Regions from separate parts of the Mus musculus genome. Here regions 1, 2 and 3 are each linked to region 4. Evidence: chromatin loops called from intact Hi-C (ENCODE). Cell type or tissue: heart. All regions are shown on one strand. Each heading gives the region's core, and the rest is flanking DNA. Links, peaks and the distances in the headings are about the cores only. Region 1 overlaps Wwtr1 (WW domain containing transcription regulator 1). Region 2 overlaps Wwtr1 (WW domain containing transcription regulator 1). Region 3 overlaps Wwtr1 (WW domain containing transcription regulator 1). Region 4 holds the start of Wwtr1 (WW domain containing transcription regulator 1).

The links. Peaks named below come from ENCODE experiments on the same cell type or tissue, not always from the same donor. Only the 100,000 strongest peaks of a DNase experiment are listed, where the experiment ranks them.
Region 1: it touches region 4 in a loop (4-fold over the local background); 17 of 42 quality-filtered maps call a loop at or near these places.
Region 2: a loop joins it to region 4, with 4 times the contacts of the local background. A loop is called at or near these places in 13 of 42 quality-filtered maps.
Region 3: it touches region 4 in a loop (2.1-fold over the local background); 17 of 42 quality-filtered maps call a loop at or near these places.

What each region holds. Positions count from the first base shown.
Region 1 is chr3:57,466,370-57,473,919 of GRCm38, forward strand. The region is part of intron 4 of Wwtr1 (WW domain containing transcription regulator 1); the gene reads right to left. Among named protein-coding and RNA genes, the nearest start is that of Tm4sf4, 45 kb to the left of the region's middle. In heart, for the core only: no CTCF peak of the experiment used is centred there; DNase peaks (open chromatin) are centred at 4,092 and 4,842; H3K4me3 peaks cover 792 bases; H3K27ac peaks cover 2,081 bases.
Region 2 is chr3:57,505,197-57,512,746 of GRCm38, forward strand. All of the region lies in intron 2 of Wwtr1 (WW domain containing transcription regulator 1), which reads right to left. Among named protein-coding and RNA genes, the nearest start is that of Wwtr1, 67 kb to the right of the region's middle. In heart, for the core only: a CTCF peak has its summit at 4,665 (motif pointing left); DNase peaks (open chromatin) are centred at 4,982 and 5,345.
Region 3 is chr3:57,483,914-57,491,463 of GRCm38, forward strand. All of the region lies in intron 3 of Wwtr1 (WW domain containing transcription regulator 1), which reads right to left. Among named protein-coding and RNA genes, the nearest start is that of Tm4sf4, 62 kb to the left of the region's middle. In heart, for the core only: no CTCF peak of the experiment used is centred there; a DNase peak (open chromatin) is centred at 3,668; H3K27ac peaks cover 1,322 bases.
Region 4 is chr3:57,572,182-57,579,731 of GRCm38, forward strand. Wwtr1 (WW domain containing transcription regulator 1) reads right to left here and starts at 3,695. Exons shown (of 7, transcript NM_133784.3): 1 at 3,420-3,695; 2 at 2,642-3,076. The coding sequence starts at 3,072. In heart, for the core only: CTCF peaks have their summits at 3,038 and 4,365; DNase peaks (open chromatin) are centred at 2,900, 3,700 and 4,440; H3K4me3 peaks cover 3,228 bases; H3K27ac peaks cover 3,006 bases.

The sequences.
Region 1 (7,550 bases), core at 1,354-6,353, 110 kb before region 4:
CCACATTTTAAATCCAAGAGAAGTGCTATCCCATTCTTCATCATTGGGTCCTAACTAGTTACACCAGTCTCCAAGTCACCAAAAGAGGAAATGCTATATCCTGTCTGTAGGGGTCTCACTGGATCATGTTTCTACCTTCTTCAAGTAACTAACAAAATGCAAGAGACTGCAGAGGGCTCTTTTAACCCTAACAGCATTAAAAAAGTAAATAAATCGGACCATTTATTATTAACAATGCAATGGAATGACTTGTTTAAGATTATTGTACGATTATTCTTGGGTCACAGACCATTCCAAAGAACAGCTAAATATAAGGAAGACCTCTGCTTCCTACCCTACCAGGATGGATAGTGGAGTCACATCTTGCCTGTAGCCCAGTGGCCAAAAAACCATCCCAGCCTGGCTCTGATACAGTCTCCCAATCTTAGTGTCTGGCTTTAACATTGCTTCCAGCTCCTGAATCCATACAATTATTCCCTCTGTCTGGAACACACGTCCCACCGAAGCCCATTTCCCTTAGTTACTAACCTACAAATGCCAGGTATCAAGACACTCCTCCCTGCCCCTATCTAAAAGGTCACCTCCCACCACCCATGACTGTCTGTCTTTTAACCTGCACCTATTTTCTTCACAGCAACTTGGGTTTTATCTGTCCTCCCCAATGAATGACCCATGAAGGAAGGGATCTTATTCACCATGTTCATGCCTACACACCCACTACCTGTAACCATGTTAAGTATGTAGTAGTAGATACCCATAAAATACATTCTGAGTAAGTAAATAAGAAATAGTATTTATTCAAATAGAAACATTTAAAAAATATGCTGGTGATAACAAAATGAGAAATAAAAGGAAAAAAATCACACCTTCAACCACAAATTAGTACACACGCTGCCTAGTTAACAGTTCACCTGAATCCTCCTCCACTGTCCCTAACATAAGATGCACGGTGCTAAGTGGCCAGTAACAGAAACAGCAGCACCAAATACTTGGATGTGAATTCTGGCCTTGCTGTGTCCCATTGAGGTATTTCACAATTTTGTCCCCTACCACCTCACAGCGGGGGAATAATAACACCACATGTGCAAAATGCTGCTGTTATGACAAAGATGCTCAGAACAGAGCTTGCTCCAGAAGTCACTGCATCGATATCTAATGTCACCTCACCTTGTGTTCTACATACCAATCTCAAAAACACAGGTTAAAGACAAAATAAAGACACTGGCAGTAAAGGACTTGCCTAAGAGGTACAAGGAAAACCATGGGTTCCATCCCCAGAACTACAAAAATAAGTGTGTAAGCAGATAACTTTAAAAGTATCCCTCAGTGTTGTGTGGAATAGATCCACTTTGATACCTAAGAGTTTCCTCCTAGTCACCTTTCACCTTTGAAAGATTAAATCAGAATGTGAAAATTCATCACAAGGCTAAGAAAACTTACACTGCCTAAAATTAGGTTTAACTATAGAGTGGTGAGAGTTGTATTTTATAATATAATAGTTCTACATTTAGAACTTTTAAAATTCTACCTGCCTGGTTTCCCACTGTTGTGTTTTGTTTTTATTTTGTCAAGTTGACACACGTTAAAGTCATCTGGAAAGAGGAATCTCAGTTGAGAAAGTGCCTCCATCAGATAGCTGACAGGAGAGTCTTTGGAGCATTTTCTTGGTGGGAGGACAGCCTAGCTCACTGAGGGCAGGGCAGGACTACCCTAGGTAGGAGGTCTTAGGTTATACAAGAAAGCAGGCTGACTGAGTAAGCCAGACAACACATTCTTACAGGCCAGGCTCCTGCCTGTAGGTTCCTGCCCTGCCCTGCCCTGCCCTCCCGCAGGTGATGGGATAAATATAAGATGGAATAAAGCCCATCCTTCCCAGGTTGCTCTTTTGTCATGGTGTTTTATCATAGCAACAGAAACCCAAGTAAGACAGTCCTGTTTTGAAAGGTTAAAAAAAAAATCCCCATATCTGCCCACAAATTTGGGGGGTGGGGGACAATACCAAAGGCTAAAAATAAAGGACCAACCTCCCCAGTATGTCCTTATCAAAACTGGGTAATTAAAGTCTAGATCAGAATGCTTTTGACTGTCACCTGATAGCTGAAGCCCTTCTATAAGCAAAAGGGCAATCATCCACCTTTACCTCAACCATGAAGAGTGCTCAAAACTAATTATCATCCTCTCTCGTCTTGGCAGGTGTGCTGGTTAGTTTACGTCATCCTACACAAACTAGAGTCACCTGGGAAGAGAAGCTTGCATCTGTAAGACTGGCCTGTGGGCAGACCTGTGGGGCACTTTCTTGATTGATGACAGATGTGGGAGTGCAAGCTGAGCGGCCTAGTGGAGAACATTCCTCCATGGTTCTTGCCTCGGTTCTTGCTTTGGGCTCCTCCAGCCTTGGCTTCTTCCTTAAAGGATGGACTGTAGCTGGTAAGACACTCTTTTCTCCTTCAAGCTGCTTCAGGTATTTTATCACGGCAACAGAAAGGCTAACTATTGTGGTCTATTCACAGGGCACCACAAGCCCTGTCTAAAACAGGCCTCTGATTTCTCCACATCTCAGTACTTCAGGTCTCTCTTCCTCCAAACACATCTTACCCAGCTTTAGTATTTAGGTTATACAGCCACAGTGATGTAAGTTAAAATAGCACCAAACCTGCCCAATCTAGGCCTATAGCTTGTAAATAAAATACCAGGATTGTGTGTCTTTTACACAGACTAGCTAGAATAGAAAAACACCAATTACAAGATTCTAGACAGACAATCACAAAGAATAGACAATGGACAGGCATTAGGATGTTCATCTAACCCCTATATTGCTGTTCTCTGGTCTTACATCCATCTCCAGGAACATCATTACTTCTGCAATTACTCCAGCTGACTTCCCTGCCATGCCATCAAGCCGTGTGTCAGGCGTTGGGCAGGTCTATCAGTGCTTTCACCAAGCCACACAATGCATGAGCATGACCACTGGAGAATATCGGGTCTTCGAGGAGTCAGGATATCACAAAACTCAAAGGCCTCGCAATGGCTCTTAAGCTACTAGTGAACTACAAGATCCCTCCAGTCACAGATTTGTGGCAGACAGAATGAAGAAATTTCTAGTTGTAATCAGGTAAGGTACTGGCTACTTCTCAGTTCTGTGGGCTATTTGCCAGTGGAATTCTCAAGAAGTAGTTAAGGATGCTGTTGAACCTGTCCTGAGCTTGGCATAACAGAAAGCAGTGATGCAATGCAGAGAAGAGGACTTTAAAATCACAAGAGTTCAAATCCCAGGTCAGTTACAATAGAGCTGTGAAATTTTAAACTAAATTCTTTTTTTAAATTATTTTTTTAATTTAAAGCTGGAGAGATGGCTCAGCAGTTAAGAGCACTGACTGCTCTTCCGAAGGTCCTGAGTTCAAATCCCAGCAACCACATGGTGGCTCACAATCATCTGTAATGAGATCTGACGCCCTCTTCTGGGGTGTCTGAACACAGCTATAGTGTACTTACATATAATAAATAAATAAATCTTTAAAAATTTTAATTTAAAAAATGCTATTTATTTATTTTTACATGTATGGGTTGGGGGGGTTGTTTGTTTGCCTGCAGGTATGTTTGTTCACCAAATGTGTGCAGTGCCTAAGCTATTCAAAAAAGAAGATGGGGGACCCCCTTGGAACTAGCATAAGAGCTGGTTTTAAACTACCATGTGAGTACTGAGGTCTGAACTCTGGGTCTTTGGACAAGCAGTCAGTGCTCTTAAACATCTCTGCAGCCCCTTGGACTAAATCCTTGACAGTTCATTTAAGATGCTTTATGAAGCATCTTGTTGGACATAGATCAAAGAACACAGTGAGACAAACAATAGAAGGTGTCATGGACGGCACAGAAAGATTTGCGAGGCAAAGAGACTTGACTAGACTTTGCAAAAAAAACATGTGAAGCCTGAACACAGGACTCCATTAACTTAGTTTACTGATGAGGAAACAGGGCCAGAGAGAGTTAAGTGGTTTTCCCAGAGCCCTGTAGCTAACAGCAGGTGGAGCCAGTGTCTAAATCCAGGCAGTTTGACCTCTGAGGCTATTCCGGTAATTTCCACAGACAGTACCAGGGAGAAGGCAGTGAGGACTGAAGTTGGCAGGCCTCAAATTCAAACCCTTTCACCTACTACTGGAGATGAAACTTGGGCAAGTTACTTCATTTCTCTGATCCTGTTTTCCCAGCTATAAAATGGAAATACCAACCCCATGACCTCATTCAGCTTGTTTAGAAGAGAACTTAACGAACCAGCCTATTCAACAGCACTGAGCACAGTTTTTCCTCCCCGAGCCGGGAGGAAGATGGGATTGGAAATGTTTTATGATCCTTTTCGATGTATATGGGTGGAGCTAGTATCCCGGGAATTCACACCACATTTAGCAAAGTTTTAAGGTTCGGTTTTAAAGGCCAGTCTCAGAAAGTTCTGAAAAGCTGCAGCCCTCCCTCCTCCTGCCCCCAACATTTCTTCACATACAAGCTGGGAATGGAAACCCTTTGTAAAACAGAGTCTTTGGAGTGAGTTACTGGTAATCTGTTAGCTCCCTTAAACAACAAAACCAAACGTCATTTATGGATTCAAAAGGCACCCTCCTAGGGCTGAGAAGCTGTGCGGTGGACGCAGAGGATAATGAAAGGCAGAGACAATTTGTGAGTTAAGAAGTTCTGGAAGCTTCCTCCCCTCTAGTTCCCCCACTGGCCTGCAGCTCTGTGGAATAAATCAACAGAAGAAGCTAGAAAGTAAAAGGCAATGGAGAGCGGGGCCTGGCTCCGAGTGAGTGTTTTTGGCTCGCAGGGCACCTCCCACCAGCCAGCTCCTGCCTCGGCTGGAATGTACTTCAAAGGGAGCTAACTGAATGATAATAACCTCTTCTGAGGGTGCTCAGCTTGATTTAAGTGTGTAGCCGGGATTCTACAAAAATGGAAGACCGAATTGTTTTAATTATGAAGGGTGGGGCGAGTAGAAACAAATGAAATGAAAGCGGTATTTTAAAATCCCACCGTTAAAGCGGCTATTTCAGTGCAGAGGTGCAGCTCACTCTTTCTTTCTCAAAGCCACGGAGACTGCAGAGGCAGACTGCCTGGGAAGAGGGGGGGTGGGGGGGGATCTGGTGTCAATCTCTTTTGTTGAAAGCCTGTACCAATCGATTCTAGAAATTCACTGCCACATTTCCTGGAGTGTCTCTTTGAAACACCTCGCACACACTCAGCTGCCAGACTGGCTCTAGAAAAGTGCAGATTCGAAACTCTGATACTTTGGAGGAAACATTTGTTGAGTCTGTAATTATTATCCAAAGCCTGTTATCGCCTAAGAATCACTTGAAGGAAGGAAAAATGTAGATATACTTCTGACTTAAACAAAAATGTAAAGTAGATTTTTTGAAATGGAATACTTCCTCATGCCTCTGTGATCTCATTTTCCTTAGTACAAAATAAGCCTCCAGTTTAAAACAATGACCAATTTGTTTTCGAAAGGACTTTTTATTATGAACATATTTATTTAAAGGGACAAGTACGTATCACGGAAGAGGTTGGTTTGGAGTGATGGAGCCGGGGAGTCTTTTCTAAAAAGATTTGAACTGGCACCCTTTTTCTTTTCTTCCCATTTCCACCCTTACCCGGACCAAAGACTCATCATGTAGCTCTGGTTAGCCAGAATTTGCTATGTAGACCAGGCTGACCTGTAGCAGGCAGTGGTCCTTTGCTTCCAGAGCGCTAACCTACGAGATAGACATACACTACCTTCCTTTGTGGGGGAACACAATAGACGCCCTCAACTCCTAGACAAATTCACCACTTTCCATCCCAACATGTGTGATAAGAACATGTGTTGAGTAAATATATGAATGGATGAACTTAAAACAGCCATCTTACTACAGATGACTTAGGGATATATGGTGAACGTAGGACAACAGGACCAGTCAAATGCCTTAGTCAACCCTGAAACCTAACTCTACAGTGTGCTTTCCTAATAACTATACCTCATGTTCCAAGGGCTATGTAGCAGCCACTGATTGCCCTATACGCTTTGCTAGGTATGTTTTTAAGTTCTGAAAAATCTCTTAAAAACTCAAGACAGAAAACAGCCCTTTAAATCTTCCCTGAGAGGAGCACGGCTCTCCTTGGCAGCATGGATCTGAAATGGCTGTGTGAGGCTGGGCAGCTGACCCTACCCCCACCCCCAGAGTGGCTGTCAAGCTTGACAGAAATCTGTAAAACCTGCTGAAAGAATCCTGTGCCTGCCTCCCTCCATCTGTGTCCCTGTTGCCCTGGAAACGAAAGGCCAACCTTAGTCAGCAGTTTTGTTTACAAGCTTTGCTCTCCTGCCCCCATCCCCACCCCCAAGTGCCAATTAAAGAGAGGACAGAGGGGAAACAGTATGGAATTGCCTTGAAAATAGTTAACAGCGCAGGCCCTCAAAAGCTCGATGCTGTTGCTTCAAAAACATAATGCTAAATTTAGAAACTAAACTTAAGGAAGTATGCCAAGTTGAGAGACAGACAGACAGAAATTCTGAATGATGAAATATGGGGATGAGACCTAAGGCCTCATGCATGCCAGGCAAATCATCTACATGTGCTACATCCTTATAAGAACTCCACAACATGTATGAATATATTCATGCATATATGTGTTTGGTATACATGCATCCCACCTATGCATGTATAGACACCATACCACACGCATGGAAATCAGAGGATAACTTGTGGTAGTTGCCCTCTTTCTGCCTTATGATTTTCAGGGGTCAAAGTCAAGTGCCATGCTTGGTGGTAAGTGCCTTTACTCTTTGAGTCATTTTACAGGCCCCTCTTTCTATATATATATGTGAGTGTACTATCGCTGTCTTCAGACACACCAGAAGAGGACATCGGATCCCATGACAGATGGTTATGAGCCACCATGTGGTTGCTGGGAATTGAACTCAGGCCCTCTGGAAGAGTAGTCGGTTCTCTTAACCTCTGAGCCATCTCTCCAGCCTCAGGCCCCTCTTTTTATTTTCCTATTTCGAAACAGGGTCTGTCACTAATTGCCTTAAACTCACTTGGCAGCCCAGGGTGGCCTAAACTCTCAATTCTCCTGCCTTAGCCTTCCAAGGACTTGGAACGAGAGGCCTGCTACCACCAGGCCTAGTCTAGGTAAGACGCTACCTCTATGGAGAGCCTGCTACTTTGACCCCAATTCAGCAGTGGTTGAAGAGCTTACTGGGCAGGAGGAGTGGTCAATGAAAAGAGATTCAGAAGTATCTTCTACTGTTTCCACAGGAAGTGGAGCTGTCTGGGCTCAGTGACAATAACAAAAGTCAAAGGGGTAACCAGTGGGACCCAAGGAGGTGATGACGTTAATTTACCCTTTGACCAACAACTTAGATTAGAACTAATTATTCTGTCTCATCTGCTACCATAAAAGCCATTTCAAAGCAGTCACGTCCCACTTATCCTTGTATTACTTTCAATCCCATGGATACTGGCTAAGGGAATCAATAGGGAGAAAAAGGAAGAAAGAGAGGGGGAAAGAGTTTCATCCTAAACCAA
Region 2 (7,550 bases), core at 1,675-6,674, 67 kb before region 4:
TATAAATACATGCTATTTCCAAATGTAAAGGGGTTGGGGGAACTAACTGTGTATGATGACATATGCAAATAACGGGCTCATTAGTGGGGGGTTTGTTTGATTTTGTTTTGTTGTGTATTCCTATGTACATGGTTTTGTGACTGTGAGATGATTTTATAATTAACAAAGGCTAAAATACTCATGAAGGCACACACATACAAGAACAAAGGAAAAGTAATGCGCAAATATGTAGGTTGCCTGACAGCCACTACTGAAGATAAACCGTAGACTTACGCGTCAGCTGTCTTCCCCCTTTGACGAAGCTCCTTCTAACCCAAACCCCCTTCACTCCCTTAGTCTGAAGAACAGTCCTATTTCTTTCCCAAAAGAATATAAGTTCTTTGAAGCACATAAAGACAATAAAGATATAAAAAAATAGGGATGACTGAAGATACTTCATTTTGAAAGAATTCAGAAATCCTTATAGCATAGGCAAAGAACTTGATCTTCAGATATAAGCTTGGAGCCAGGTGTGGTGGCATATGCCTTTAGTCCCAACACTCCCGGCAGAGTCAGGCTAATCTCTCTAAATTCAAGGTCAGCCAAAGCTACAAACCTTGCCTCAAACAAATAAGGCAATAACAACATAAAATACATAAATGAAATGAAAAGAAAAATTACACTCCCCCCCCCATATCTTCCTGCAGTCTTAAAAGATTGGGAGTAAATGGAACCAGTCTGTTGGCCCCATGTAGTTTACAAAGAATAGCAGTTCCTAAGAGGAAGGGAAGCTTTTCTTGACAATCACAAACTTTTCCATAGACTTAAAAAACAAAATCCCTACAAAGGTTTCCCGTGACGAGCCTCGAATAGCATGTGGTGGGAAAAGCGCCCACAACAAATAAGGAAGGAGTGGCCGTTCTCCTTCCTTGGAAGGACAAACCTGTACTAGACTTCAAACCCCAGCAGGACTTGGCTCCAGAACTGGCTAGTCACCAATGAGCAGGAGCACATCCAGGGACCTGGGGTTTGCCAGCAGACAGAAAAGGCCAGCGTGCCTCTGGAAAGATTCTGGACCGGAAAGGATGGCTACTGGGAAACCGATGTGTCAAATTCTCTTCCCCGTGGATTAATACAAAACGATTCTAATTATGAGATAAAGTCTGTGGGTAAAGATTAACTACAATAAAGAGAGGAAGCACTCTTGCCCTTAGGTTACCCCTTACTTCCAAGCCTGGCCCTGCCCATGAGCCTGGGGGGACTGTCTGGTTTTCTCCTCTCCTACTGCTTTGTCCTACATATTACTTTTCCTTCAGATGAGAAAGACCATGTGCCCTCGGTCTTGATGGCTTTCCTTTCCCTTTCTCCTTTTCCTCTCCTCTCCCACTTAGATTTGTTCTATCCCAAGTCCATATGGAATCTAAATTATTCCTGGGAATAGATCTCCAAAGCCACACACACACACACACACACACACACACACACACACAAATTCGGGGCTCTCCAGAGCCACTACTACCCCTGTAACCTACTACAGACTCTTTACAATCCTAAAAGATCACAATCTTGAAATCACAACATACCTGGGAACCTGAACTTTAACACTAGCACAGACCCTGTGTCACCTAACTGAATAACCCACCCCAAACTTGGCATCCATAGCCAAAGAGATGCAAAACAAAGCCCCTATAGTAAATATGCTAAGCAAAAACACATGCAAGGAAAGCCGGTCTGTTCTAAGCATCCTAGATTATCAACAATCACTTACAGGTTTCATGATTCATGACCAGGATTCCCAAGTTCACTTATTAGTGTCAGGCATCTCCTGCTTCAAGTTCAAGGCTAACAAAGTTGACCCAACAACCAAAGTCTATATACCTACTATGCGTGATGCACAGTGCTCTGGCCAGGAATAAAAAATGAGAAGCATTTTATATATAAACAACATATACATATAGAAGCATTAAAAGCCAAGATAAACCCTTATCTGAAAAATAGAATCTACCAGCTTCTCAGTGCCCAGCAAATAAATGGTCTGGTGTTTGTGGAAGGATTTACTTGCCAGTCCTTGACCTAGTACACTTCTGTTTATGGAAGAAAGCCACATGACAATAATGTATAATGTGTTTTATATGCTGGAAGCATAGAAAGGTATAAAAATGGAAATGATTATAAGTGCCCTTATCTTTTTACTGCCCTATGCCTTTGCCCCTCTTTCTTTGATATATCAGTTTCACACTACAGTCAGGATGAGTGCTCCAATCATCAGGCCATGAAAGCCTTCCCCCTGCCCCTTTACCCACCACAACCTAGCAGGTCATAAAGATAACGGTACCCATGAGACAGGAACAATAAGGCACACTAAGGAGCAAGTCCATCGTAATGCTATTTTGATGAAGTTCCTCTTTGACCTCTTCCTTGACTCCGTCTTATTTTGGGGAGTAGAATTATTTCTCTTCCAGTGAAATGTAAACTTTTCTCATGACCATGGAACAAACTGCATGGCATACAAAAGGTTTGTTTGTTTGTTTGTTTTTAAATCTTGCAATCCCCATGACATTATAAGTCCAATTTAGATATAGATGAACTTGATTCACCGGTCCTGATTACCGCTCTCTATAACAAAGGTGTATGTTAACAGCCCCGATGTAATGTCATCTCAGCTCTTTTTTTTTTTTTTTTTTTCTTTTGGTTTTTCGAGACAGGGTTTCTCTGTATAGCCCTGGCTGTCCTGGAACTGATTCTGTAGACCAGGCTGGCCTTGAACTCAGAAATCCGCCTGCCTCTGCCTCCAAGTGCTGGGGTTAAAGGAATTCGCCACCACTGCCAGGCATCATCTCAGCTCTTGAAGGACAGCCTGGCTTACATAGGGAGTTCCAGGCCAACCAGACCCTGTCTCTAAATAAATAAGTAAACAAACAAACAAAAGCAATAACATTAAACAGTGCTAAATGAAATACCCTTGCAAGCTGCTTTTTGTGAATTGACACAAGTAGACTCAGTCTTGGTACATGGTAAAAAGGAAAACTTAAATGCATTTGAATGAGACTGATAAATTCTCAGACAGGGTTTGCCAAGTAAATTAGACCCATTATAAGCAGACAGCAAACTCTATGCCAGTGTTGATCCTGGAGCAGATAGCAAGGCTTGTCCCAGACTGAAATTTCGAAGACTGTACCTAATTACAACACAAATCTCCAATATTTTCAGAGACAAACATTACCCATATTCTAATCTAATTCAATACTCTGAAGAAGCATTCTTACTTCAGTGTCAAGACTTGGGAAACAGCATAGCATTCCCTATTCTTTACTATGTGCTGGCACTTCCTGAGTTCTCTCTTTTGTTTTATTTTTTTTTTCTGGCCTATGACATTTAGGTCTGCTAACTGATACCAAAGATTTTATCTTAAACCATAAGAAAAAGGTGATGGCCGTGACCTTTAATAATTCTCTGGGTGGGGTGGAGGGTGTTAGAGAGATGGCTCAGTGGTTAAGAGCATTGACTGCTCTTCCAGAGATCCTGAGTTCAAATCCCAGCAACAGTGGCTTCACAACCATCTGTAACAGGATCTGATGCCCTCTTCTGGTGTGACTGAAGACAGCTGCAGTGTACTCATAAATAAATCTAAAAAAAATAGTAACAAGAACAATCCTCCCAGGCCCAAGCACACACTGATAACACCTAAAAGCAGAATGCCATAGAAAGTGATGACAGTGGGACCCCACAGCAGAAGCCAACACTACCTAATGTGGATGTTCAACTCAGCTCCACAGCTCATCAATTAGAAGCCTACCCTCTGCTTCCTGCATTAGCTACTTCGTTGATGGGGGGGGGGGGGGGCTTGCTTTTGAGGTTAGACACACTGACAATCAGAAATGAAGCATTGCTGGCACCCAGGATGAATAGATGCCCAACTAATGCTTTACTACTATTGCTAAGGTGAGCAGTCTCCCTTCTAAGTTCACCCTTTTAGCTTTCACTCCAACCAACCCTTTGCCCCAGAGTAGCTTTCACAAACTATCAAGAACTTACACTTCTTCTTCCAATCTTCCAAAACACCTATGACTCCACGCTTGCTAACCTGGGATAAAAGACACCTGGAGAAAAGAGTCCAACTACAAATGTGCACAGTTGACATATCTATCATCAAAACAGTAAACATCTAAACCCCAACGCTATAAAAAAAAAAGTACATGTGACATATAATAAAGGTGACTGTTCTCACAACAGAAATCTGAGAGTGCTCTGCTTCTGAAACCACGGGGAATTTGTGGTTCAAAAGTTCCAGCCCAATTTTCACTGCAACAGCTCATACAGGTATCGCTGCAGTATATGTCACCCGAGTGCCAGCTCATACCCAGATACAGGATCTTTAAGATGTCAGATAAGCCGGGCAGTGGTGGACCATGCCTTTAATCCCAGCACTTGGGAGGCAGGTGGATTTCTGAGTTCGCGGCCAGCCTGGTCTACAGAGTGAGTTCCAGGACAGCCAGGGCTATACAAAGAAACCCTGTCTCAAAAAACCAAAAAAAAAAAAAAAAAAAAAAGATGTTTCAGATAAAAGATGATATCAACGGCTGGAGAGACGGCTCAATGGTTAAGAGCACTGTTCTTCCAGAGGTCCTGAGTTTAATTCCCAGCAACCACATGGTGGCTCACAACCATCTGCAATGGGATCTGATGCCCTCTTCTGGTGTGTCTGAAGACAGCAACAACGTACTCACATACATGAAATAAATAAATAAATCTTAAAAAAAAAAAAAAAAAAGATGATATCAGCATTACCTCGGTGCAGGCTTCCAGTCTAGAATTCTAGTTTTCTAGAATTCTAAGTGAATGGAAGGGACTGTATTTTTAACAGCCTCGGCTCTAATCCTTAACTTCCACCCCAGCCTTGCCAAGAAGCCACTTAAGTTAGCAGCATCGGTGTGAACAGGCCTTGCACTGGAGCCAGCTGTGGTGATCTGTCTACCTTGGATCTTTTCTACTGAGTTTTACTTGAGCTTCCCTCTTATTTCTTCCCTCTGAACCTACTCAGTCGAGGCAGAAGGGAGTCAGGGTGGCCCCTCAGCACAGGAAAACAGTGAGAGCCAGCTTGGGACCATATCTTACTATCTGTGACTCCTAAAAGGGCTTAGTTAACCAGTGTTTTGTGCTCAGGACAGGAAAGAAAGAAAGAAACACTATGAATGTACCATTTCTCAGACAAAACCACTTTGGGAAATGGTTCATTAATCTAGCCTAGCAGTGTGACTCATAGACCTGTCTTTAGAGGGGAAGAGGTCCAGCCACAGTGTAGAGCCAGACCATCACCAGTATCATCCAGGACAAGCAAATCTCACTTTGCCGCTGCAAGCAGTGCCAAATTCTTGCTTAACTTCATTTTTCACAACCCACTAAGAGCACAAGAGGAAAGGCCTGGCTGTTTTTGTCTGTTCGACTCAAGCCAAGAAGCCCATGGAAGAAGCTTGGCTACGTAAACAACCTCACTATAAACACCCAGCATTTTCCCTCTTTTCTTACATTGGGATTAATAATATTATTAAAGATGTGAAAGGTCCTGTTAGGCTCTACTGTCGGGACTCAAGCGGAGTGTAGACGTTTGTTTCGCTCCCTCCACTTTCTGATTTTCTAAATGACAGTTTCAAAATACACACTTGGTATTTTCTCAATGACAGAAACACATAAGTGTAGAAAAGATGAAGTCTGTTATCATAGGAAATGGAGTATTTTCATCCCTTCACTCATTTAATGAACTTTACAGTGGTGCTATTTCTGCAGGGATCCAACTGTAGAATTAGTTTTGGGGCTGGAGGTAAAATACACACAGCACTGAACTCTGTCCCCACCCCTACCCCCACCCCCACCCCACCACCAAAATAAAATTTTGCACATAGGCTGCAAAATATAGTGTAAATGTCCACTGAGTATAGTGGAAATTACCATGAAAATTCTTTAAACGTACAATCTACTAAGGTTTAGTGCATAGCATATTATCTTTCAGTAAGTCCAATGCAGCCAGTTCTTTCCAGCCGTAGGATATGTGTTATTTCCATGGCCTAGCTTCAGATGAAGCTATTCTGCACTCTCCAAATAAATGTGCTGAGATCTGCTAGGTGTGGAATATTGAACTCATGCCACTTAAATATAGATGTTCTAAGGGCCTACAGTGTGTGGGCCCTCAAAAGATTGGTAAGTCAAGGGTGGGGATTTGGTAGAAGTAAAAATAAGAGATCGTAGGTGGCTAGGAGCTATTGTTTTTAATTATAAAAGGTCCAGAACCGACACTCTGTCTCAAGGCTTCTTGTTTGATACACCGACCACACTGCCTGCATCTGACATCTGGAAAGCAGCTCAGTTTGTTTTAAAGTCACTAAACTATGATAAATGCTTAAGTAACTTTGAAAAGTGTTTTTCCAGGCTCTCTGTGTCTGACACATGTTTCTCCGTGCTGTTTTTCCAGTTGTTCTTAAGTGGGGCATCCACTGACCCAATGCTTGGTTGCTCTCAACTCACTCCAAATATCAAATGTCTCCAAGTTGGGCTACAGCTATCATTCTTTCTCTCCCCCTCTAATTGGGCCAAATGAAGTAAATGTCACTTGGCTAGAAAATGAGGACAAAGCCATTTTCTCCCAGGCAGGAGAATGGGGATTAATGGAGAATTAATGTTCTAGTATTAAGATAGGAAGAACAACAAGTGAAAGAGTGGCAGCCCTTAGCCTACCCGAGCTTCATTCAGCCAAGGGCGCATACTCTGAAAAGGTCCTCTGCAGGAGGCAGGAGTCCAGGACGATCCTAATGACCTACCTCACAGAAGGTCTCTGCCCTTTCTCTCCCTTTCTGGCTTCCAGGAAGCAGACCACGGCAGAGCTACACCTCCACCTCCTCTGTATCTTCCCCTTAGCAAACCATGACCTTTCTGTACTGTCTATGTACAATGAGCAGTAGAGGCACAGGAGCCTGGCAAGCGTCAGCATCCGCCCTCTGGACGCACATCCGCACCAATAATGATTTTTTTTACAAAACCCCAATTTCTTTTGTTAGTACGCTCCTCATCTCCTCACTTGGGGCTATCTGCTCCCTTTGTCTTAGCTTTGGTTTCTTTTCTCCTTTAATTCTAGGAAGATGAGCCACAGGCTCGGGCTGTCTGACCCACTTTCTGTTCGTGTTTTCAAGGCGCACAGCAACATGAATCAACAACAAGAAGGCTGGCGTGAACCCAGAGTCTGAAGACAGACTCAAAGTGTTTTTCACAGCCGCAACCCCTTTTTGTAAGAAGGAACCAGAAGGGTCAAAGACAAATGCCAAGGTACTGAAATGGTGAGTGAGGCATGAATCATGCCACCGAGGATCTTGAAGTACGCACCTCGAGGTTTCCTGTTCTTTAGTGGTGCCAGGGGCGAAACACAGGGGTTTATGCACGCCAGGCTAACACATGCTTCATAATTTCAACGCAGTCCACAGTGTTTTATAACACACACCCTGACATCTTCTGTGGAAAGTAGCAAAATGAGACGCTGAACTCCACCTCTGTCATTGTCTAATTAGGAGGCCACTGTCACTTCT
Region 3 (7,550 bases), core at 930-5,929, 89 kb before region 4:
AGATTGTGACTCTATTTTACTGCTGGACGTTTCAGTCTTAAATATACTCAAGAGTTCCCTGTCCTTTTCGTTTCTTTTCTTTTCTTTTTTGGGGTTAGGGTGGGGGAGGGTTCGAGACAGGGTTTCTCTGTGTAGCCCTGGCTGTCCCGGAACTCACTCTGTAGACCAGGCTGACCTCGAACTCGGAAATTCATCTGCCTCTGCCTCTGCCTCCCGAGTGCTGGGACTAAAGGCATGCGCCACCTGCCCGGCTCCCTGCCCTTTTCTTTTCTTTTTTTTTTTTTTTTCCATTTTTTATTAGGTATTTAGCTCATTTACATTTCCAATGCTATACCAAAAGTCCCCCATAGCCACCCACCCCCACTCCCCTACCCACCCACTCCCCTTTTTTGGCCCTGGCGTTCCCCTGTACTGGGGCATATAAAGTTTGCGTGTCCAATGGGCCTCTCTTTCCAGTGATGGCCGCCTAGGCCATCTTTTGATACATATGCAGCTAGAGTCAAGAGCTCCGGGGTACTGGTTAGTTCATAATGTTGTTCCACCTATAGGGTTGCAGATCCCTTTAGCTTCTTGGGTACTTTCTCTAGCTCCTTCATTGGGGGCCATGTGATCCATCCAATAGCCGACTGTGAGCATCCACTTTTATGTTTGCTAGGCCCAGGCATACTCTGACAAGAGACAGCTATATCAGGGTCCTTTCAGCATAATCTTGCTAGTGTATGCAATGGTGTCAGCATTTGGAAGCTGATTATGGGATGGATCCCCGGAAATCTAAGTGGATCAAGGAACTTCACATAAAACCAGAGACACTGAAACTTATAGAGGAGAAAGTGGGGAAAAGCCTTGAAGATATGGGCACAGGGGAAAAATTCCTGAACAGAACAGCAATGGCTTGTGCTGTAAGATCGAGAATTGACAAATGGGACCTAATGAAACTCCAAAGTTTCTGCAAGGCAAAAGACACCGTCAATAAGACAAAAAGACCACCAACAGATTGGGAAAGGATCTTTACCTATCCTAAATCAGATAGGGGACTAATATCCAACATATATAAAGAACTCAAGAAGGTGGACTTCAGAAAATCAAATAACCCCATTAAAAAATGGGGCTCAGAACTGAACAAAGAATTCTCACCTGAGGAATACCGAATGGCAGAGAAGCACCTGAAAAAATGTTCAACATCCTTAATCATCAGGGAAATGCAAATCAAAACAACCCTGAGATTCCACCTCACACCAGTCAGAATGGCTAAGATCAAAAACTCAGGTGACAGCAGATGCTGGCGTGGATGTGGAGAAAGAGGAACACTCCTCCATTGTTGGTGGGATTGCAGGCTTGTACAACCTCCCTGCCCTTTTCTAAGAGAGAAAAAATTACAACACCTCTACCTTGTAGGACTCTCTCCTGAGTAAGAAAGCTAAGAAATGCTGGTCAACCCCAGCTTAGTAGATGTCTTGGCAAAGCACTGAATTATGATTAGAATTAAATGTTTAAATATGAATCAACAATTATTAAGCTCCTACTATGTTGAACAAATAATTTCATGGGTCTAGAGAATGTTATGCAAGATAGTAAGTCACAGATGAACAAAGCAACACACACACACACACACACACACACACACACAGGCCTCGGCGGGAGACAGACTGAAGTTGGAGAGTGACCTAAACCAAGCCAGAGTTTGAGACCAGCTAGAACACGGAAAGACTGAAAGAAAACAAAAGCAAAGAATACAGCAGGTAAAGGATGATAAAGCATTAAGAAAGGTCTTCTTATCCAGTCTCCACACACACATGCTGGGAGCAGGAAAGAGTCAGAGATGGTTTTATCCCATAGCAGTTTTCACAGGGACTTAGAAAAACTTTGCTGTATAAAATAATCTCTTTAATGCAAAAAAAAAAAGAAAGAAAGAAAGAAAAATTAAGAAAGAAAGAAAGAAAGAAAGAAAGAAGAAAAGAAAAGAAAAGGGGAGGGAGAGAGGGAGGGAGGGAGGGAAGGGAGGGAGGCACATGCCTGTAGGCTAAGTGTGGTATGCATAGCTTTAATTCTAGCACACCAGAGGCAGAGGCAGGAGAATCTCTATAAATTCAAGGCCAGGTTTGAATCTATACCAAGTACACCAAGCAACCCTTTAACATCATCTCTGAACACAGGAATTCAGAAGAGGCTGACACAGTGTTTGAAAATTGAGTAGTACTTCCTCAAAACAGAAAGCATGCAGCCAGCCAATGCCATATTGGATAATACCCAGGACTTGTAACCTGGGAAACTTCCTCCTTAAAACAGTGTGTCTTTCAGTACAATGTAAGCTAAGAGGTTTACTAATCTGCATCGTCAGTAGCACATTTAGCAACCTAAGTACACCAAGAGAGAGGGGAAGCTAAGAGCTATAAAATCAGACCTTAGAGTTAAAAAGTGTTGAAACTAAGGTATGACCAATCATCCTGGCTTCCCTGTAACTGAGGGGTTTCCTAGGAGACGGGACTAATTTAGCGCAAGTCCCTACCAAACGGAATGGCTTGTGACTTTAGGCCTGTGACTCTCAGCAGCCCCAGGGTTACCTCATCAAGACAGAACTCTTATAGAACCAGGTGTCACAACCAGTTGATATTTAAGACTAAGGCCATCAAATCCAAATTGGCAGCCAATGTGCTTCAAATTACCCATTATTGGAGGAGGGCATATTATTTTATTAACTCTGTATGCTGTAACCAAGAAAAGGTCAGGTGATGGGGTCAGTCCATTTAGACCTGTGCTTATCAGACTTTCATTAGTAAAATGATTTTTTGTCATGAGCCCCTATCTAGCTTGAAGCCAGGGTTCCCCTATGTCCAGGGGCTCATTCAGCAGCTTGCCAGGAGCTCGGGCTTCTGTTACTACAGCCATAGTAGAATGTCAGCCCCTTTGTGCTCTCCCAAGTCTCTGGGGATCACTTTCTCCATACAGACATTTGTCAACTATTATGTTAAATTTTTACACTAAGCTTTTAGAGACTATACTCCATATTAGCTACTGCTCATAACCTCTAGGGTTCTAGCACAGACCTTGGGACACATTTTAAAACGGATGATTTCCACCAACTCACGAATTTAAGATCACACAGAGACATTCTAATACCCCCAGGAAATCTGAAAGGGCAGTTTGCACCAGAACGCTACATAGGCATCACTAAGGGGTCCCTATCCCTACCCCTGCCCTCATTCAGAAGTCAGAAATAGTTGTTAACCTAGGTTGGAGAGGACGACAGCTAGTTCCCCTTGTGCTACCTCATGAAGAAGTCTCATGCAGACCCTTTAAAAGGGTGAAAACCTGGGTCACGTTTTGATGGTGCTCTGACTGTGGTCTAATTTTACACACACAGAAGTTACAGCACTTTGTTCCTGAATTTAAAAAAAGAGAGAGAGAGAACTTAAAGTCAGGTGGACCTTTGAAAGATTACATCCCAGGATTCATATCACTGCTGTCAGGTAAGACTAGAACTGACCATGTTACGATACAGAAGCCAAGCCAAAACATACAGGTGTAAATCGTTTCTGACTTACAAACAGACCCAGTGTACCAAGTTCTCAAAATATTCCAGCAGGAAGAGCGTCTGAGTGCAGCTGCAGGTCTTTTCCTAACCTCTGTTTATATGCTATGCATGGTTTGACTCATGCTGGCCAACATCACGTGTCACGCAGCCCTGTCTGATGGAAAACACATGTCCACAGAGGAAAGGAAACCCAGCCACAATGCAGCCTTGACTTAGTCTTGACACAATAACTGCAGATGCCTCTCTTTTCTTCCTTGTGTATTTCTTAGCTTTTGTCAACAGTTAGCCACTTGTAGCTCTTACTTCCCAGAAACAGTATTTAACATCCAACACCGTCAGCAAACAAACAAACAGGAAGAAACCAGCTTTTCACTTCCGGTGCAATTAGTTCCAAACGTCTGTAAAGTATTAAACCAGTAAGTTTCACAACCCCGACTTTACACTCAAGTCTTTAGTCTTTAGTTCTTTAGTTCTTAGCTGGCTCAGTTGATAAGCACAGAGCTCAAGGACAATATACACTCAGCTAAACAGAATCTCCAAAGACTGGCACGGAGCTTGCAAGGCTGCAAGTGTTCCAGACTCTTCCAGTAAAAGAACTTACAGCCCAACTTGCAATTACTTCCCAGACAACCTTGAATTTTAAGCACCAAGAAATCATTTTCCTGCTTTGTAATCTTGCTTGCCCATTTAAAACAGTAATCTTATTCTTAGACCAGTGCACAAGTAACTGTGCTCCTCTACTCTGCTAGGAAGATGACAAAGGCTTGTGCCACCGGCTTTGATGCTCTCCTTAGACAGCAGACTCTCCGGATGTATAGTTTGCTAACCATAAAGGTCTAACTAAAGGTCACTGGCTCTTATCATTATAACATATCCAGAAAAATAAAATGGGGTGGGGCACAACAACCAACCCTCCCATTTTTGTCATATTGATTCCTGAATTCTTCTTTAGAGAGAGAGAGAGAGAGTGTGTGTGTGTGTGTGTGGTGTGTGTGTATGTGTGTGTGTGTGTGTTCACCTAAAGCAGTATCAGAGTGTGCAACCCCAATTCCACCTACTTGCTGGAATATCTCAAGATTTACCCAAAGTGATCCAGCAGGAAGCACTACTACATAGATGGTGTGCTTAGCAATTTCTAGTAAGGAACAGTAGAAACTAAGACCTTTACTGCGCTGCTCCAGAATGGCATCCTTCTGATTCTGAACGTGTTTCCATGGGTGGACACTCTCGGGAAAACAAAATTGTTTTACTACCTTTAGATAGTAAGTGTACCTTTATCCCGAAAGGACATGACAACTCCGATTCCTGCCTATTTACAGAGGTCACACAATCCACATTAAGAATGCATGAGGCAGTCCAAGCAGGTGGAGTGTTTTATAAAAGGGAACTTGCAGGTAACAATCAAACACTGGAAATTATTGGCTCTGTGAGATATCACAAAAATTAAGATGAGGCATTAACAAAGATAGCAATGGGACATCAGCACTTTTCAGTTTAGAACCACTTGGGGGACAGGGGGACCAGACACGGGATTAGAAAACTATGATTTAACCCAGGGTATCAAGATGAAGAAAGCTCATCAAACTGTGTGGCTTTGCACATCTGTGAATTTCACAGACTACTGTACCCAGCTTGCAACAAATGTCCAGTAAGAGTCAACTGCCTTAGAAATAGAAAGGATCAATATGAATAGTGGTGACTTGGGGATGTTAAACGGCATTGACCCTTTCATCGTTTCGTTTCTGATATTCTACTGTTAGATTCAGTGATGGAAAAGACAGCAGGGTCCCTTCCCCTCTGGAAAAGGGCAGTCAGACAAACAGCACATAAATAATAACTTTTTACTTAGGGACCATAGCCCAGGAAGAGGAGAAAGGAGCCCATGAGGACACCAACTAAATAGTATGTTCTGCGCATGGCAGGATGCTGCGCGTGTGAACTCACAGCCACTGTGCCTGCCTGAACAAACCAATCATTCTAACATGGAGTGTTCTGAACAAGAGTGGCCCCCATAGGCTCATGAGCTCTCACCCTCACTTAGGAGCTACAGACAGTAGACGGGAACTGAGGGAGAGAAAATCAGTTTTAACAATGTGGCTCCCGGTAAGTTGGTATTCTAACGGATAGCCCCACACAGAAGTATGTGGACACTCAAATTGGAATTAGTGGGCTATTAAATTAAAATTAAAAAGGATACAAATTGGAGGGGATAGAGAGATGGGTACAAGTGGATCTGGGAGGAGTTAAAGGAAGTGGGGGGGTGAAGATGATGAAAATGCATTGTGTGAAGTTCTCAAAGATTTAATAAAGATGCTATTAAGGTGAGAACATCCCTGACGTATGGTACTTATGTAAAAAGGATACAGTCCATGAGTTCCAAGGCAGAGGGCAAGGGGCAGCATACAGGTTCACTGCTGCCTAAAAGCTATGGAAGGCAGCACTTTAGCCTGAATTCCAGAGGCACAGGAATCTCCTTCAGACACCCTGCTTGAATGACACCAGAAATTGCCAAGTGATTCAGTCACATTAGGTCAAAGGAGGCTCAGAACTAATGTCTCTCAACTGCCTCTCCCAGACCTACATGGAGGCTGGGATCGTAAAAAAAAAAGGGGGGGGGGTGTGCAGGGGGAGTAACTCCGTCTTGTAAGGAGTGGCAAGTAGCAGGCTCTTTGCTTTTAGCACACGGCCAAGTTTGGCCCCAGGTAAAATGAACAAATGCCTATAGCTCTACATTTCATTGGGAAGGGTGAGCTTTAAAGGGCTGTGTCAGTAACAATGGAAACTACTCAAGACAGCAACTGTGGCTCTCAACGGTCTAAATCTGATCCGCGTTAAGCTGAGATCAGGCCTGCAACTCAACCTATTCTGGAAGGTTTCAAGAAACCTCCTGAGAACTCCCACTGGCCCTGCTTGACAGTGTCCAGACAAGCTTGAGGAATCACTGCTTTGTGCTTTATACCCAGAAAAAAAAAAAAAAAGAAGCATATTCATCCTCAAAAACATGTGGGCCTATCTCGCATGAATGACCTGTCTCTTGTAGGTAGACCCATCAGAGACCAGCAAGTTCAAATCCATTCGGTCACCAAATAGGGCTTCCTGTTATTCATTTTCCCGTTAGCTCCATGAGTTTGGTCTTCTTTCCATCTTTCAGCCATAGTTTCCTCTTAGTCCAATTTAACTTGGTTATTTACTTTTATTCTCTTAAATGTTACATACTATAAAAGAGGAGGAAAAAATGAATGAAAATATCAGTTTCTTTCTTTCTCCTCTTCGTTTCCCCACCAAGAAGAAATAGTGCTTTGAATAAGAGTGGCCACCGTAGGCTCATATATTTGAAAGCTTAGTCTCCAGGGTGTGGAACTGCTTAAAAGAATTAGAAGAATTAAGAGGTGTGGCCTTGTGGAGGACGTGTGTCGTGTGAGGGGAGGAGCTTTGAGGTTGCAAAAGAACATGTCAGGCCCAATCTCTCTCTCTGCAAGCATGCCAGCAGACTAAGATGTACAATTCTCAGCTACCTTTCCAGCACCATGCCAGCCACGGATTATAACAGACTAATCTTTGAAACTGTAAGCAAGCCCCCAGTTAAGTGCTTTCTTTTATAAGAGTTGTCTTGGACATGGTGTCTCTTCACAGCAATAGAACTTAGACCACTAGCATAGTTTATTAAGAAACAAAGATCCTGAAAGCTATACAAAAAGTCCTTATAGTTAAAAGGCCACAACAAAAGACATGCATATACCATTTTTCAAATACCCTGACAAATGATGCAGGCATGTTTGAGAATGAACTCATGAAACATGCCAAAAGCTCTCATGCTATGAAAAATAAAAATAAGTAGCGTAAAAATATCCAAACTAATGTTTCCAGAATGAATTGAAGCATGCATGGAGACACATCCAAAAGGAGAGTTAACTCAAGTCCTTAAGCTATACATAAAATAAGGCCAGAAAATATAAGCAAATTCAAGCAATATTTCTGAATTCAATAACAGACTTTAATAGGCTAAAGTTAAACTTAT
Region 4 (7,550 bases), core at 1,710-6,709:
TCGTTTCAGTCAGATATCACCGTTAAAAAACATGACTTCTGCCAAATCACACCTTCATCCTCCTCTAGGATAGATAAAATACAAAAGTCACTAAAACCCTCAAACTGCTACGTTGGAGGCCAGCCTGGTCAACGGAGCTAGTTCCAAGACAGCCAGGGCTACACACACAGAAACCCTTTCTTGGAAAACAAAACAAAACGCACACACACAAACAACAAACCCCAAAACTCTCAAACTGATCCCTGTTGATTATAAAGTCCTTTGATTTCTGACTGACAGAGCCTTGAGCTCCCCATAGTCAAGAATGGGAGTCTCCTGCCAGTCCCACTTTGAGAAATGGATGGGTTCCAAGAGAATGAAATCAGGGTGAACAGCTACCATTTTTCTTAAGGCCGTGTAACAAAGTGTGGCACAGAACACGTACCTTACTCAAAGTTCAAACAAAGCTCTAAAAGGAATCAAGAATTCTTGGCAGAATGCGTATTCTACAAGACAATATTCACAAAAACATAATTCCTTAAATTCTTAGTCACTTAGCCAAGAAATTTCCAGGGACGGCATCAGGTCATGCCAGCACACTATTTACACTCCATCTACCATTCAAAATGAAATGAAGAAGCACTCTGGCTTAGCTGGAGGAGGGCCCATAGCTGCATGGGAGGACAGAAATGGATCACAGCAACCCTCCCTACGTCCAAGGCTAACTTCTATTTTTTGCCCTAAATCACTAACACATCTGAGCAACTTCAATCATTAAAAACACATGTAGAAAAGAATTTGATTTTATTTAGAAGTTGGGTTTTTTTTTCTAGGTTCCCACAGATATTAGGCAAGCCCGGCTCTTCCACATATACGTGTGCATTCATGAGCAGTTTAAAAATCATCTGCGGCCAAAAGGGACCATCGAAAATTACTGAGACGCTACTTGTATTTATTGCAAAGTTCACATTGGTAAAAAAAAAAAAAATCATGGTGAAATACATACAGCTGCATTTATACACAATGCTATTTTGAACATGTATGCAGTACGGACACTAATATCTTCCTTTGGAGACTTAGAAAAACGCCATGCTATTACATTGCATATCTGACTTCAACCTCCACTTAGAAATCAAAGCCCTGAGCATGTGTCTACACCATGCATGGCTCAATAATCCAGACACCAACTGTGTGCCAAAGCCATTGAGTTATCTTCAGGATGCCAGCACCACAGTAAGCCCCAAAACAAAGATTACAAATACAACAAAAAGTATATCCCCAAGAGGCTGGAGAGATGGCTAATGGTTAAAACCACTTGGTGCTCTTGAAGAGGACTGGAGTTCCGTTCCTAGCACCGAAATCCCAAATTAGGGGAGGGGGATGGAGCTCACACTGCCACCCCAGGGAATTAGACATCCTCTTCTGGCCTCCACAGGCACTTCATGTATGTGGTGCACATACATACATCCAGGCGCACACACATACACATAAAACTAAGTAAGTGCACGTGATGTCAACAGCTTTGGGATGAGGAAGAGCTGGGAACCAGGATGAGTCTCAGATATGCCCACAGCATCCACTGCCATCCGCTCATTCTTAGAGGGTAATCAAAGGACCAAAGATAGTTAATGCCAAGGAGGAGCTTGGCATTACATTTTTTAAAATAGTACGTGCTATCTTACATTTGAGCCTTTCAAAGCAAGGCTACTTCAGCAAAGGAACGGGGCTGTAAGATGAAGTTTAAGACAAGTTCTTAGATGTCTTCCCTTTGGGCAGGCAGCGCAGCCGAGCCGAGCTGAAGTGATTCTACACCAATGGCTCAGCCACAACTTCTTCGGAGGCCTTTTCTAACCTGACCCCTATGACCTCACTGGTTCTGATAACAATTCAAGTGCCAGCCCCGGCTTTCCCTCAAGAACTCCCTCTAGCAATTGAGAATACATTTCTCTGTTCGATCTAATTCAAAAAGCTGGATCTAATGTAAAATTCACAACCTCAAAAAGCTAGGCAGATAGGGCATGAAGGATGACAACGCACACTACTGCCCTGCCGTGACGGTATTTTAGGTTACCAAGTGTAACATAAGACTCCTGACCCAATTTCCACACAATTTGTTGGTCCAGCCCATAACTACTTTACAGTGCGGTTGGTAATTACATTACTGTGCTGTGTGGTCATTACGTCATCAGCTGGGAGAGGTAAAGCCCACCAGGCACTGTGTTCTTTTCCGGTTTGCTTTTCCTGAGTGACTGAAGAACCCAGACCACCTACTCACCTGGCTGTGAGCTAGCTAACTTAAGTGAAGGCGCTAAGGGCCTAAGACCCAGATTTAGGCCAAAGTCGCTCAAAATTCCTTTCCCCAAGTTTAAGTTTTCCAATGGCCTGGATCTCTTAGGGCTTAAGCAGTTTCCACTTCATGAAACGTTCTCTGTTCTAGTCAAGTACAACTCCCAGAGATTCATCCCCTACTTTTTTATCTTAGCAGATCTCTGAAGCACCTTGGAAGAGTCAGTCTCTCAGTCTCTCTCTGTCTCTCTCTCTCTGTCTCTGTCTCTCTTTCACACACACACACACACACACACACACACACACACACACGCCACGAACACACGAGCGTCCAGGGCATCACAACTTTGCCCCTCTTGACTGCCGGCAGACTTACTTAAGGAAGTATCTCTGGCCAGTGGCCGTGAAGGTCATCTCCCACCCGGGGGGCAACGGCAGCTCGTCGGTCACGTCATAGGACTGCTGGCGGAGATGTGCATGCTGCTGTGCAGGGCCTCCAGCGGCTCCCGCACCGGTGCCCAGCTGCAGGGATGCGGGCGACGAGTGCGAGCGGACGTGCTGCGCGCCGCCAGCTAGTCGAGGCCCCGGGTGGCCGCCTGATGAGTCTGTGCTGGATTGGCGCGAGTGCGAGCCGGAATCGGGCTCCTTAAAGAAGGACTCCGGGAGGATCTTTTTCCGCCATGAGCTGGGCTTGGGGTTCATGACAGAGTTGAAGAGGGCTTCGAGGTCGGTGTCCAGGTCCTGCGTGACGTGGATGACTTGCTGCCCTGGCGGCGGGAGCGGATGGGGCACCGAGGACGGATTCATCTTTCTACAAGAAAAAAGAAAGATCAGATCAGCCTTTTGGTGCAAGTCAGAGGAGGAGGGGGTAGTCCCGGGGAAGGACAGAGAGAACCTAGAGACAGTTAGGTATGGGTCCAGGGACCAGCCGGTGGGGGAGGGGGCGCCCCTGGCCTCCGAGATTATGCAACTTTCCCGCAACAGAGAAGCTCCCCTGAGCAGGCAGCCGCGGGAGGAAGGGGGGGGGGGGTGCCTGCACCAGACCCAGTCGCAGCTTCCCCTGCCCAATACCCCCACCGGCAACCCCAGGCGTCCCGACTGCGGTCGTCTAAGAGCCGGACGCCACAGAGGGTGCGGGGCGCGGCGGGAGCTACCTGGGGACTCGGGGAAGCCAAGCCTGGGCGCCTCCCGAACTGACGAGCTGGAACCCGGTCCCGGCTGGCAGATCCCGAGCGGATTCCCAGCAGCCGAAGGCTTATCCTCTTACATCCCCGGAACCGGCCTCGGGCGCTCCCACTGCGCGAGGAGGCGACAGAGAAGACGTAGACGAGCGCAGCCGCCGCGGCTCCCGGACTGTCCCATAAACAAAGTTTGAAGCAAACTCCCACCCTTAGGAAAGAGGCGGGCCGAAAGTGGAGCTGTTGAATTATGCATGACCTCCTGGCCGGAGCCAGCCTGCCCCACGCCCCTCCTCTTCCTCCTCCTCCCACCCTAGCCCGGCTGGCGGGGGTGGGCTGGGCACTTCGCAGCTCGGGAGAGACCGTGCCCCCGCCCCGCCGCGCCGCTCCGACCTCTCCCGCCGAGCGCCTATCTGCATTCCTTTGAGTTTACCACTGACTTGGGGCGGGATCAAAGAGAAAATGGTTCAAGCCTGTTAAATCAAGGGGTTATGGACAAAAACCAAATCGGAGAATAACGGAGGGCCCTCGGTTGAGGGTCCAAGGCCCAGAATGAGTCTGTCCTGAGCGCTTGCCCTCGTCTTAAGGGGAGCGCCCAGCACCCGGAATGTGGCACGGGGCGCGGATCTGCCAGAGGTCGGACCGGGGCGCACCCTGGCTCAGGGAGACACCCGCGAGGCCAGACTTTCCACGGAAGGCTGCTTAACGCTTGTGACCATATTTGGTCTGCTGGGGAGACAACTTGGCTGTTTGGCTTTCAGTTGTCTGCGAGACGGTTTCCCAAAAAGTGCCGCTGTTGCTGAAGATGCGGCTTCACCGAGGAGTCGATTGTAAACTACCAACTTTCAAGCCTTTCATCAATCCTTAGAAGGCCGAGACAAAGCTGCGTTCTAGAAGGCCAAGCAATTGCGCCCCCTTCCCTCCTCCCGCGGCGTTTGCGAGGGTAGTGGGAGGATTGGAATGTCCCTGGGTCGCTCTAGGGAGCCTGGAACTGGAATGGAACAGGGGCAGGTGGCTAGGATAGAGAGGGTGTGCCAGTGACCCGGAAAAAGCCACACAGCCTCCCACCCGACTGGACATGGGCCAGAGGTGGAGACCCCAGCCTTTGGAGAGAGGAGGTCTGGCCTGGTAAGACAGCTGCCGGGAAGAGGGAGGAGGCCTTGCCCTTCCCACTGCCAGCTGCTCAACTATTCCTTCTCTCCAAGAAAGGGTGGCTGCTTTTTAAGTTACATTCCAGAAAGCCCCTACCCGACCCACAGATTCTAATAGACAAGTTTATTAGATAGGTTAAATGAGGCAATACACGCAAAGCACTTTGCTTAGCCAAGGCTGCATGGAAGTTTGTCAGCAGAATTGTATCAAATGCAGGCACTGTGCCTCACCATATTAAAGAGAGACATAAAAGTCAAAATTAAATCCACAGTTGACAGTGCTACAGGAAAATGAAGACAACTGTGACCTAACAGCAAGGTGAAGGGACAAATGCAAGCCACTCCATCATTTTTACTTTAAGACAGAAGAGAGAACAAAACTGTGGCTCAGCTGGAAAAGATCCTTTCAGGCAATTCTGACAACCTGAGTTCGAATCCCACACACTACATGGTAGAAGGAGAGAACCAACTCTAGCCCCCACATGAGCCCCCAACACATTTTTTTTTAATTTTGAGACCATCTTTGATTAGCTGTGTCCTATCCCAGTACCCATACATGAGCTGTGACTCCAGGTCCCTTACAGACTTTTCCCAAAATGGCAAGTGGTCTTATACTAAGGCCTCTTGAACTTTTTCAATCATGACCCCTTTTTGCCTGAAAAACTATCTATCTGACCCTAATCTATATTTGTATAAAATAGGTAAGAATCAAACATTTACTGATAATCATAAATTGATTTTAAAATAATTCATTCCTGGGCATATATAAAATTTTGCCGTTCATTAAAGATAATAAGATATGCTTTGGGCTAGGACTATAGTTCAGTGGCAGAGCACTTGCCTGGGATCATTCCCTAGTAATAATAAGTGCTAAACAAATGTGATGGTTCCCATATACAGAATTAAACCCTGACTCTTTTTTTTTTTCTTTTTTTTTTTTTTTTTTTTTTTTTTTTTTTTGGTTTTTCGAGGCAGGGTTTCTCTGTGTAGCCTTGGCTGTCCTGGAACTCACTTTGTAGACCTGGCTGGCCTCAAACTCAGAGATCCACCTGTCTCTGCCTCCCAAGTGCTGGGATTAAACGTGTGCTCCACCACGCCCGGCTAATCCTGACTCTTTGATACTACAGGACATAGGGTGCCTTCAACATTTTTCACCTTTTTTATTTTATAATTGCTAGTCCTGAGACTGGTGTTGTACAAAATGGCAGAAGTATGTTTAGGGCCATCTCAGAAACTATTGGAAGTTCTGTCCTAGGTCCAAGCCAATATTTCATTTAATGATTTTTTTTTTTTTGTAATGAAAGTCAAGTCAGCAACTCAGTCATTTCCAACATCAAACATCCTAACCAAAATATATGTTAATGTATACATACTGAGGAATGAAGGTAGAAAAATATTGTCTATTTTCCATAATTAAATCATTTTCTGTAAAAGCACAGTGCTGTATGCCCAGTAAGACCACAATTCAAATCTGAGCAGTACTATTTCAGGCAGCTCTCCTTGGTGTTGTGTAGTGTGCCCAGAACAAAGTACACATGTTAAACATGTATGTTCAGAACCAAGAGTACAGTGAAGTCTCAAGATGCCACACAAACAAGTATTACCAACGATGAAAATCATGTTTGATTTTGAATTAATTTTTGGTTCTGTGCATGTAATCTAAAAACTATTTTTCTTGAGACAGGGTTTCTCTATAGCCCTGGCTATGTCCTGGAACTCAGTGATCTGCCTGCTTCTGCCTCTCACAGTTGCCAAATCTTTCACGACCCCTGCTCCACAATAAATTACACAACCCATGTGAGTTCACAACCCAGAGTTTAAGAGGATCTGCTTCAAACAGAGAAAGGCACCTGGATCACCTACCAAGATAAGCAGGGCTGGTTGCTTCCAGTAATCTGAAACTGCTGATTCCAGAAACAAGTCCTCTCTTCAAAGGACAGAGAGAAAGGGGGAACGAACGCTGCTGAGGCTCCTTGCCTTGGAAACAGAATCTTTGCAAGAGGGAGGGAATGAACTGTGGAGCTGGAGGAAGCAAAGTGCCTGGGATGGAAAGGTTACCAATTCAGAAGCTGCTGTGCTGCTGTGAGGATGTCCAAGGCCAGTCCCATTCCAGGAAGGTTCTTATCTCAAAGAGGTGAATAGGGCTTGAGATCAGATAAATAAGGATGCAGTCTTTATTCCTTGCTAAGTCTCAAACAGCAGTGAACCCAGGCGTAAGTTAGAAATCGTTGCTAACTCAAAAACTTCCCATTCCTAAACACATGCAATCAATCATTCATCATAGGGCAGGCACACTGGCATACATTTGTAGTCTAAGGCTGAGGCAGAAGAATCTATCACTTGAGCCTAGTAGTTCCAGGCCAGACTGCATAGCATAAGGAGACCTTGTCTTAATAAATAAATAACCTGATAGTATATGCATCAATGAAATATGCTGCTATCCCAATCTTTCCAACAATAATAACTTAAACGACAGCTATCTTAACTATCAGGTCCAGGTACTGGCGTACCAGGTGTGCTGCTGGCAAACCTGTGTTGGATTTTTTTTTTAAATTGATTCTTGATCTGGAAAAGCCAATTTCACTGCAGGCAAAACTAACCCTAAACTGGTGGTCCTAGGTGCTATAAGATACCAGTGTTCTTCAGTTCCTACCTTGAGTTCCTGCTGTATCTTCTCAAGATGATGGGAAGCTGTAAAATGAAATAAGCTCTTTCCTCCCCAAGTTGACTTGAGTCATAGTGTTTTATCACAACAACAGAAAACTTAACTAAGTTTAAGTATGACTCCTTTGCTTTGGTGTAGTAGTGACCACCTTTAATCTCAGCATTTTGGGACAGAAGCAGGTAAATTTACAGAGTAAATTCAAGGCCAGCCTGGTCTACATAGTGAGTTCCAGGATAGCTAATGATACATAACGACACTGTCTCAAAAGAAAAAAAAAAAGTATAATTCTTC